3 separate regions of the Homo sapiens genome follow, and all the other regions are linked to region 2. The links are chromatin contacts, found by Hi-C or POLR2A ChIA-PET in ENCODE. All regions are on one chromosome and are shown on one strand. The core of a region is the stretch at or near the end of the contact, and the rest is flanking DNA. Distances in the headings are between cores, read along the strand shown.

Region 1 (3,589 bases), core at 686-3,185, 240 kb after region 2:
TTTCTCTGCAGGCAAGCGGATTACAGCGTCCTGAGGCTGTCCCTGACTTTGAAATCCACAGAAGTTTCAGCCCTGGCTCAGTTGTTCATTTGCTACAGGACAAAGTCAATTTGCACCCCTGAACTTCAGATTCTTCATGTGTAAAATAGAATATTAATACCTTCTGTGGAGGGTTATGAAGCATCACCCACAAGCTTCCATTATGGACCCTGAAGTGAGATGACCAGTAGATATGGAACCTGGCCCTCTCCTCCTACTTGCCAGCTGGGAAATTTGAGGGAAGACACTTCAAATCTCCGTGGCTCAGTTTTGTCCCCCTCAGTGTGGATCTGTAGTGGATGTTATGGGGCTAGGCCCATACTCTCCCTACACCATGCCCATGCAGGCCGATTCAATGGCTTCTGACTGTAACCGTGAGTACCTACGATTCTTTGCCTGAGGGATTTATTTGGCCTGCATGTGGGACCTGCTAGAAATTGACTCCTGGAGGAGCCCTGCACTGTGATTGACTGGAGTTGGGGCCTGATCACCCCAACTTCCTTGCCATTTGGTGAGACAGCCCTGGGGTGCATCCTTCCTACAGATTCCCACAGGGACCACATCCGAGTTGCCCACAGTAGGGATGCTGGTGACATGGGGTGAGGGCTGAGACTTGATGAACTTCTTTCCTTTCCCATCTTACCTCTCCACTTCCTTGCACATGCTTCTTGAGATCTCCTCTCAAATTCTCCACTTAGACTCAAATCCTGTCTCAGGGTCGGCTCCTGGAGGACCCTGATCTCAGCACTGCCTCACAGAGTTACCGTTAGGATGAAATAAACAAATAGATAGAAAATTCTTAGAGGAGTGTCTGTTAGATGGCAGGATGGAGATAAATGATTAGTCTGATCATTGTGAGGATTTAAATAATCTGGGAGCCAGGCTCGGTGGCTCATACTTGTAATCCCAACACCTTGGGAGGCCTAGGCAAGAGGATTGTTTGAACACAGGGGTTCGTGACCTGCCTGGGCAACGTAGCAAGACCTCGTCTTATAAATAAATTTTTAAAAATAAAAAATAATAATAATCTGGCATGTGCCACATATAAAGCACCTTAGCCTAGTGCTGGGCACAGAGTAAGGGCTCCAACCATGACTGTGTCATTTTGCAGATGTGGAAACTGAGGTTCAGAGGCCTGAAGCAACTGTCCTGAGGTTGCTTTCCATAGTGGTGGAGTTCCGATGTAAACCTAGATTGATCCTGCTCCTTACAACCTCCTCAGAGGGAGAAAAGGGGAGCAAAATCGTGGCTATTAGGACAAAGTGTTAACATCGACCCCCGAGCCTCCCTTTCCTTGGTTAGCTGAGAATCCGGGAGCTTGAACAAAAGCAGCTTCGGAGCCTCAAGCCCTGCAGATACAAGGCATGTAGAAACAAAGCCGTGTCTCTAAGTCCTGGCTGGTGACCCATCCCCCGAAGCTATCCATCATCTTGAACAGGGATTTTATGCACCCTGTACGCCAATCACCTCTTCAATTACCTCTCAGGAGGAGGGAGAAGCCCAGTGGTATCTGATGTCCCATTTGATTTAGGGTAAGTCACACTTAAGAGGGCATCTGAGGTTAAAGAACACAGAATTCTGGGCCTGTTTATAAATCAACAGGCTTGAGGTTTTCATTATTCACCTTCTAGATCATGGAGCGATATGACTCACTGGATCATAAAAGAGATCAAATAGCTTTGTTGCTAATAATTCTTTCCCTGACCCACTCTCTGGCACATTTGGTTTGTAAACAGAGTTTTAATGGCATCCCTTGGACATAATAACGTAATTTCTTTATAGCACCTTGGCCGCCTTGCCACTCTCGGCTGTAATCAGATTTAGGTTTAAGCCTCCCTCATTTGTGGGAGCTAATGTTGTTTGGTGTTTTAAGAACTACTTAGGGCTGGGGATATTGCCCTTTGAAAGGATTGAACCAGCTCCTTTCAGAACACAGCACTCTGATGAGTCTGGCCTAGAAGCCATGGATAGTGTTCCTGGGACCCAGAACTCTGAGATCCCTGACTCTGGCCCCCATCCAGGTTCCCCAGGGAAAACCCTTCCTATGCAAGTCCTCAGTGACCTCAAAGGTTGTCTCTAAAATTGTCAGGAATGTCGAATCAGCTCTTGAAGTCACCTATCATTGTATGGGTGAGACAGGATTGTTCATTAATTCACCATTACATACAAAGATGCTCCAGGTTTGAAGGTAGTAAGGGGGTGGCTTGGTGATGACAAAATAGTGTGAGAAACAAGAAAAAAAAATGTTGAGGGGTCATTAAAAGGATGGAAAATATCCTTCAGGACAAGCTTTCCCAAACGTCAGTCATTTCTATACCACTCTACAATGTGAGCCAACTCTGAGCACCCTCTTATTATTATATATGTATTTTGGGGGGTTTAAATGGACTTACTCTATATACATTTAAATGTTTGCCATAAATAGGAAGTAACCATAAAAAGAGATGTGGGTCCACATCTCTAATCCAGAACCCCCAGGGCCAGATGGGTTTCAGAATTCAGAACTTCATAGACTTTAGAAAGGCAACATGGTCATATACCCCCAGGACTGCACCCCTTATTAGATACATTCATAGTTTTGCAGCATCACCTATACACATTCACATTAAGATCGTTTTTTTATTCATGATGAAGATCATCTTTATAGGAAAATGAAAGACGTTTTTAAAATTTTTTTACATTGTAATTGTACATATTTATACATTACAATTTGATGTTTTAACATACCTATAGGTTGCATAATTATCAAATCACCTCATGCATTTATCATTCCTTTGTGGCGAGAATACTCAAAAACTTCTCTTCTGGCTAGTTCACAATATACAATGCCTGACTCCTAACCATAGTCACCCCACTGTGCAACAGAGTGACAGGACTTGTTTCTCCTCTCTTATTGCAATTTTGTACCCATTGACCAATATCTCCCATCTTCCCCTATTCCTGCTGCCCCTTCCTAGTCTCTGGTATCCACTGTTCTACTCTCTACTTCTATGACATAAATTTTTTAGATTGCACATATATGTGAGATCATATGGTATTTGTCTTTCTGTGTCTGGCTTATTTCACTTAATAATGTGATGTTCCATGTTGACACAAATGACCAGATTTCATTTTTTATGGCTGAATAATATTCCATTATGTATATATGCCATTTTTAATTTATTCATCCATTGTTGGATGTTTAGATTGATTCCATATCTTGGCTATTGTAAATAATGCTGCATTAAGCATAAGAGTACAGATATCTCTTTGACACGTGAATGCCATTTCCTTTGTATATCCAGTAGTAGGATTGCTAGATCATATGGTAGTTCTATTTTTAGTTTTTTGAGGAACCTCTATGCTGTTTTCCATAACGGCTATACTAATTTACAGTCTCACCAACAGCATGTAAGTGTTCCCTTTTCTCTACATCCTTGCCAACTTTTATTTTGTCTTTTTGATAATAGCCATTCTGACTAGAGTGAGGTGATATCTCACTGTGGTTTTGATTTGCAATTCCCTAATGATTAGAGATGTTGAGCATTTCTTCATATACCTGTTGGTCATT
Region 2 (3,345 bases), core at 406-2,905:
AGACGGGGTTTCACCATGTTAGCCAGGATGGTCCCGATCTCCTGACCTCGTGATCTGCCTCCTCGGCCTCCCAAAGTGCTGGGATTATAGGCGTAAGCCTCCGCGCCCAGCCTAGTTCTCCCTATCTTATGCCCCATACACCCTACTTCCTCTATCATGTTTGAATGATTGGATTAATGTCTGATTTCATTATTCTTTAAATTCATAAAGATAGGCTCTAAATATGCCTTTCTTTTGCTACATCTCCAGCATCTCATGTGGTGCCTGGCACATACAGGTATTGAAAATATATTTGTGAATGGACAAATAAAAGAGGGAATTTCTGGGTGTAGATTTCCTCTGTTGGAAAGTATTCTTAATTTTCCCAGGCCATCCCAATGGCAAGTGATATTTCCACATTGCAAAGCTGAGCGGCAGTGAGTTCTGAAACTTTCAGAGCTCACAAGATCCTCTGTGGCAGTCAGTCTAGGCTAGCTGTTTTTCAGATGAAGAAACTGAGTCCAGAGGTAAGGGGATGCATCCAACTGACCTAATGTGCAGACCTGGGACTGCAACTCAGAACTTTTAACTCCTAGAATCTTCCACAAGACAAAAGGAGTGGAATTCCCTCACTAAAATTGATAATTCCTTTAGTGTAGAATAATTGGGACTTGCCAGTTAGAGATGGAGGTGACTGAGGCAGTTATTTGCAACAAAGTAGCTTTCTCATTAGAGGTAAGTATTGGGGTATAGTAAGAAAAGAAAATTAAATAAAAACATGGGTTCAAGAAAACAAGGGCTCAATTCTTGTATTATCTCAGAATACCCACAATGTCTTCATTTCTAAGTGGGTGTGATGATGCTTTATTAAGGGAATTTTATATTTCACATGAAGCAATGCCTGTGTGGCATAGTAAAGAGTGTGAGAGGCTGGCTCTGTGGTGGCTTGTGCCTGTAATCCCAGTGCTTTGGGAGGCCAAGTTAGGAGGATTGCTTCAGGCCAGAAGTTAAAGACCAGCCTGAGCAACATAATGAGATTCTGTCTCTACAAAAAAAAAAAAAAAAATTTCCCAGGCATTGTGGTGCATGCCTGTACTCAGAAGGCTGGGGCAGGAGGATTGCTTGAGCCTAGGAGTCCAAGGCTGCAATGAGCTATGATTGTACCATCGCACTCCAGCCTGGATGACAGAGCAAGACCTTGTCTCTACATCTCAAAAAAAAAAAAAAAAAAAAAAAGGAAGGAATTTGGCTGGGCTTTGTCTCTGGTTTCTAAATGGGAAACCCTAAATCTTTGGAATTTCCTGAGCAATAGGAGTCTTTGTTACTCATGAGCCTCTCAGACCATACCTGAGTTTATGGTAAGAGATGAGGTGACTCAGGATGGGGGCTGGTCAACCAGAAACACTAATCACACAGTTAGACATTTGAGGCTTCGAGACAGCCTAACCACTGGGAGGGGTGGCTGATGAAGACCAGGTTTGACCATGTGGTCCATGATTCAATCCATCATTGCTATGCAATGTAACCCCAATAAAAAATCTAGACACCAAAACTAATGGAGCTTCCTGATGACCAAAAACACTGATGTGTCAAGAGGGTGATGTACTCCGATTCCGTGGGGAGAGGCACGGAAGCTTTGTGTTCGGGACCTTCCCAGACCTCAGCCTTATGTGTCTCTCCTTTTGGCTAGTCCTGATTTTGTATCCTTTGTAATAAAACTATAACTCTAGGTATAGTTATTTCCTGTATTCTCTGAGTCATTCTAGCAAATTATCCAGCCCCTTTCAAGAGTCATGCACTCTTGAATTTTCAGCCAGTTGGTCAGAAGTGTGAGTGGCCTGGACACCCTCAAGCTTGTGGCTAGCATCGGAAGTGAGTATAGTCTTACTGGGGAGTGTGTCCTTCACTTGTGGACTTGGTGCTAACACCAGCTGGTGGTTAGCATCAGAATTCAGTGTAGAATAGCAGAGTGTGAGATGTTTATGGTAGACTGTGGCCACACTGGTTTTGTCTTTATCACAGTTTCCTTATTTCCCTTCCTGTGATGGTCTCAGAGCCCACCTTCTCTGCTGGCAACCCACTTCATGTGACTTGACTGGGATCAACAATCCCTTCACACCTCCATCACACTAGTGGACACTTAACTGAAAGCAAATTGTTCAGACTTTCCCAGGACTTTTCTATAGGAAAGATGGTGGCTTTCAGCTGGAGAATGTGAACTGTGGTTCTCCACTGGCCACCATGCCTGTCATGTGGATGGAGTGTGCCTGAGAGTTGAAGAGAAAGGCAGCCTAGTCAATCCATGAGTCTTAGATCAAATAACACTTCAGAGGAGTATTATTCAGTTACATGAGACAATAAGTCACCATTATCTTTTTGTTGTTGTTGTTGTTGATAAAAGTAATTTGAATTGGGTTCAAAAGTAAGCTTACCATCAATGGTTCACTGGATAAAGCAAATGTGGTACATGTACACCATGGAATACTATGCAGCCATAATAAAGAATGAAATCATGTCTTTTGCAGCAACATAGATGGAGCTGGAGGCCATAATCCTAAGCGAATTAATGTAGGCACAGAAAGGCAAATACTTCCTGTTCTCTCTTATAAGACGAAGTTAAATATCAAATACACATGGACACAAAGAAGGAAACAATAGGCATCAGGGCTTACTTGAGAATGGAGGGTGAGGATTGAAAAACTTCCTATCAGATACTCTGCTCATTACCTGGGTGACAAGATTATCTGTACACCAAACCCCTGTAACACACAGTTTACCCATATAACAAACCTGCACATATAACCCTTGAGCCTAAAATAAAAGTAGGAAAGAAAAAAATAAAGTTTAAAAGTAGGCTTAAAATCCCCAAATTTTCCTTTTAATTTGTAGCACACAACAACCCACACTGCTCCCTTCAATGAATAATGTAAATGGCTACAGATTCTTCTACCTTTATGGAGAGAAGTGAGTTCTCATACCTCTATACTGGAGACTATGCTGGCCCTATTGATTTGTTTGACTGATAAAATGTGGTAAAAGGGATGTTGACTTCTGACACTTAATCAAAAGAAGCCTCGAGTTTCTTCTCAGACTTTGGAACACTCACTTTGAGGCAGGACACCACTATGTATGAAGTCTGACCACCCTGGAACTGCCATGCTAGAGAGACCACCCAGGGAACAATTGAGAGGACACGACCACCTGGCACCCAGCTGGCCTAGCCACTCCTCACCAAGGCAGACCCCTCCATGGAGATTCCAGACAATATATGAAGCAGAGACAAGTCAGCCTCACTAAATACTGCCCAAAGAACAGGCCCACAGGCAGGCTCGCAGGCCCTGAGCTCTAAGGTGGTTGGTTATGCAA
Region 3 (3,406 bases), core at 694-3,193, 190 kb before region 2:
AGTCAGAGCCCATTTCATTGTCTATGGAGCCAGGATCCCAGCAGAAAAAAAAAAAATTCGTTCAGCTGTTTAACTGAGAGACATTTCCATAAGGGCTATTTACAGAATTGTGAGCTGAGTTAGGAGAACCAGAAATGGATGATGAAGCACCATCAGGGACTTCTAACAGCAGGAAGTTGTCACCAACCCTGGAACACAAGGGGCAGTGGGAGGAAAAGGACCCTTGGAGTCCAGTGAAAGCTGGAGCCATGGAGGTGAGGTCACCCAGTGAGTGATGTAGACATGGGGAGCCACAAACCCTTTCAGATATATAATACAGAAGCAGAGAGGGAGTAGAGGCATTGATACCCAAGCTCTCTCTCTTGCCACCCTCAGTCTTCTGCTGGTGTTTATCATTGGTCAAACCCAACTGAAAGCCGGGGTAAGGGAACATGAGTTTCATAGTCTGTGTGCATCACAAAGAGGGCAGAGCAAGGTAGAGAATTAACCTTCGAGATGGAATTGGAGTTAGAATAACCAGCATCCTTGATTCAAGGTGGTAAAAGGGAAGACAATGCTACCTGCCTATTTGTTAAGGAGACTGAGTTGACAGGAACAAAGTTTATCGGGTGATATTCCCATGCAGAATCAACATAGAAGCTCCTCATTCTTTGGCAAGAAATGTTCCCTCCAATTGTATATATTTGACATTGGTCGGAGTGATGGATGGAGAGAAAAAAATAAAGGATACTAGGTCCTTGGTGTGTTGTTTCACGTGAAGACCACAAAGATTTTCTAGCGGAGAGATGTATTCTTATGGTAACCAGTTTCTAATAGTCCTATCCTTGTGTAGTTCCCTCCCACATTATACCAGGGTTGGTCTCACCAATGGCATACAGCGGAAGTGATGGTGTTTCACCTCTGAGATTAGATAACAAAAGAAATTGCAGGTATATTATCTCTCCCCCATCCCCCCCTTTCCTGCTCTCCTTTTTTCTTCCTCCCTTCTCCCTCCTCCCTGCTCTCTTCTCTCCTCTCTGTCTTTCAACTGATCATGGTGGGGGGCGGGGTGGGGGGCAGGTGGGGGGAGCTATTTTGGGAGCAGCCCTGAAGAGAGACCTACATAGTGAGAATCTGAGACTTCCTGCCAACAGCCACATGAATAAGCATTGAAATGAATTTCCCCCAGTCAAGCCTTCAAATGAGACGACAGCCCATCTGACTACTTGACTGCCATGTCATGAGAGACTCTGAAGCAGAACCATGCAGTTAAGCTGCTTCCAGATTCTTGACGTTCAGAAACTGCGAGCTAACTTTGAGGTTAAATGCATTTGCTCCTTTTCAGTAATGATTTGTAACATGCATTTATTTTGTGCTTATTTTAATCTTTCACAAAGCCTGGGATTCACACTCTCTTAACTGTGTAACAAAGTCCTTGTCTAGCCTCTGAGACTCAGTTTCTTCAATTTTCAGTGAAGATCACAATAATCCTATCAAAAGGGTTGTCCTGAGGATCAAATTGTTGTCCAAAATACTTATAGTATTCTAATTCCCTTAGGACAGTGCCTAAAACAGAGTAACTACTTAACAAACTTAGTTGTTATCATTAAAGAGGGAGAAAAATGGGTTTCAAATACTATTTATAATTAAGATCATGGCACCAATGAAACCTGAGATTACAGTTCACCATTATTGCATGGTCTATTTCAGCTCTGTTATTTCTCTTGCCTCGAAGACAGTTCTGTTCTCTCACAATTGCTGCAATGCACAGTTTCCCAAAACAACATGCAGTTCTGCCAACCTCAGAGGCCTGGAGCTTTGAAACATCCCCCTCCTGACCATGGAGAATTGGCTGTCTCCACTCGCGCCTCCTTGGCAGAAGGGGAATCCCTGATTTTCTGGACATGCTTTGTCACTCCCTGGGTGTGAGCCAGATCTTGCTCATGATTTCCATTCTCTAATGACTCGGGGATGAGCATGTGACTGAGTCATAGGGAGCCGGTGGGGTGTGGGTGGCTGTATGGTGTTTATACTGAAATCACAGGGGGTTGGGGCTTCATAGAAAATAGCAACAATGAGTAGATGACCGGTTCAGATGTGAGTTCAGCAAACCACCAAGGCACATGTATACCTATGTAACAAACCTGCATGTTCTGCACGTGTATCCCAGAACTTAAAGTATAATTTGAAAAAAGAAAAAAAAAAAAGAAAATAGCAACAATGAATAAGGAGTCAGAGCAGCTCACCCAAGCTCTGTCATGTTTCACACTTAACCTGGGAAAATTCACCAACTTTCCTTGTTGCTAAAAACTGCCAAGTTTTTCAATCAGTAAGCGCATCTTCTTTCTCTCTAAGAATGATGTCAAGAGCACTATTAGTAGCTTTTGTCTTGAAGCTTGAGCTGGCCTTCATGACAATCTTCCCACTTTGGCAAGAGAGTACATCCATTTTAGTTTTCAACTCTCCCTTACTCCCCAGAAGCAGGTAAAAAGGAAAAGCAGCAGTGAAAATAGTAGCTGTCATTCTGTGTCAATTACCCTCCTAGGCATAGAAATCTCTGACTGGAAAAGAATGGAAGAAAATTGCCAAGTGGACAGAAGGTTGAATCCCAGTATTTTCTCTCCAAAGCAATTCACCTTTCAGACTACACATATTCAAAGAAGCATATGGGCCGGGTATGGTGGCACATGCCTGTAATACCAGCACTTCGGGAGGCCGAAGTGGGGGTATCACATGGGGTCAGGGGTTTGAGACCAGCCTGGCCGACATGGTGAAACCCCATCTTTACTAAAAATACAAAAATTATCCAGGTGTGGTGGCATACACCTGTAATGTCAGCTATTCTGGAGGCTGAGGCAGGAGAATCACTTGAACCGAGGAGGCAGAGGTTACAGTGAGCCAAGGTTGTACCACTGCACTCCAACCTGGACGATAGAGTGAGTGAGACCCTGTCTTAAAACAAACAAACAAAAGCATATGTACAAGCACATATTTAGAGTCATGCTGTTTACAATAGTGAAAAATAGGAAGCTACAAAAATGACCATCTATTCGTGACTAATTCAACTCATTCATATACTTTCAAAAGTGGTATACTCTATAACCATTAGCAAGAATATGCTATATTTATTTGTATTATATACCCAAATTATAAATCATTCTACTATAAAGACACATGCACACATATGTTTATTGAGCCACTGTTCACAATAGCAAAGACTTGGAATCAACCCAAATGCCTATTAATGATAGACTGGATAAAGAAAATGTGGCACATATACACCGTGGAATATTATGCAGCCATAACAAAGAATGGGTTCATGTCCTTTGCAGGGAAGCCATCGTTCTCAGCAAACTAATACAGGAACAAGAAAGCAAACACTGCATGTTCTCACTCATAAGTGGGAGTTAAACAATGAGAACACCTG

The links. Hi-C counts contacts between places; a loop is a spot of excess contacts on that map. ChIA-PET counts read pairs that join two places held with the same protein, here RNA polymerase II (POLR2A). Pooled maps may share reads with other maps.
Region 1: a loop to region 2 is called in a map of PC-3, with 3 times the contacts of the local background. The contact joins two enhancer-like sites. A Hi-C loop is called at or near these places in 4 of 168 maps with a recorded cell type or tissue (IMR-90, PC-3, heart right ventricle and 1 more) and 1 of 50 pooled maps. POLR2A ChIA-PET finds 5 or more read pairs at or near these places in 3 of 52 experiments (AG04450, BJ and PC-3).
Region 3: a loop to region 2 is called in a map of mammary epithelial cell, with 4 times the contacts of the local background. The contact joins two enhancer-like sites. A Hi-C loop is called at or near these places in 1 of 168 maps with a recorded cell type or tissue (mammary epithelial cell) and 2 of 50 pooled maps. POLR2A ChIA-PET finds 5 or more read pairs at or near these places in 2 of 52 experiments (A549 and AG04449).

Annotation. Positions count from the first base shown.
Region 1 is chr12:114,912,556-114,916,144 of GRCh38, reverse strand. No RefSeq gene overlaps it. Among named protein-coding and RNA genes, the nearest start is that of TBX3, 230 kb to the right of the region's middle. Within about 2 kb of position 1,935, at least 3 of the 41 ENCODE cell types and tissues checked have a DNase peak (open chromatin) inside an H3K27ac peak, as active enhancers do.
Region 2 is chr12:115,154,226-115,157,570 of GRCh38, reverse strand. All of the region lies in intron 1 of LOC124903081 (a long non-coding RNA gene), which reads right to left. Among named protein-coding and RNA genes, the nearest start is that of TBX3, 470 kb to the right of the region's middle. Within about 2 kb of position 1,655, at least 4 of the 41 ENCODE cell types and tissues checked have a DNase peak (open chromatin) inside an H3K27ac peak, as active enhancers do.
Region 3 is chr12:115,340,133-115,343,538 of GRCh38, reverse strand. All of the region lies in intron 2 of LOC124903082 (a long non-coding RNA gene), which reads left to right. Among named protein-coding and RNA genes, the nearest start is that of LINC02463, 540 kb to the left of the region's middle. RefSeq lists an enhancer at 1,471-2,670. Within about 2 kb of position 1,943, at least 8 of the 41 ENCODE cell types and tissues checked have a DNase peak (open chromatin) inside an H3K27ac peak, as active enhancers do.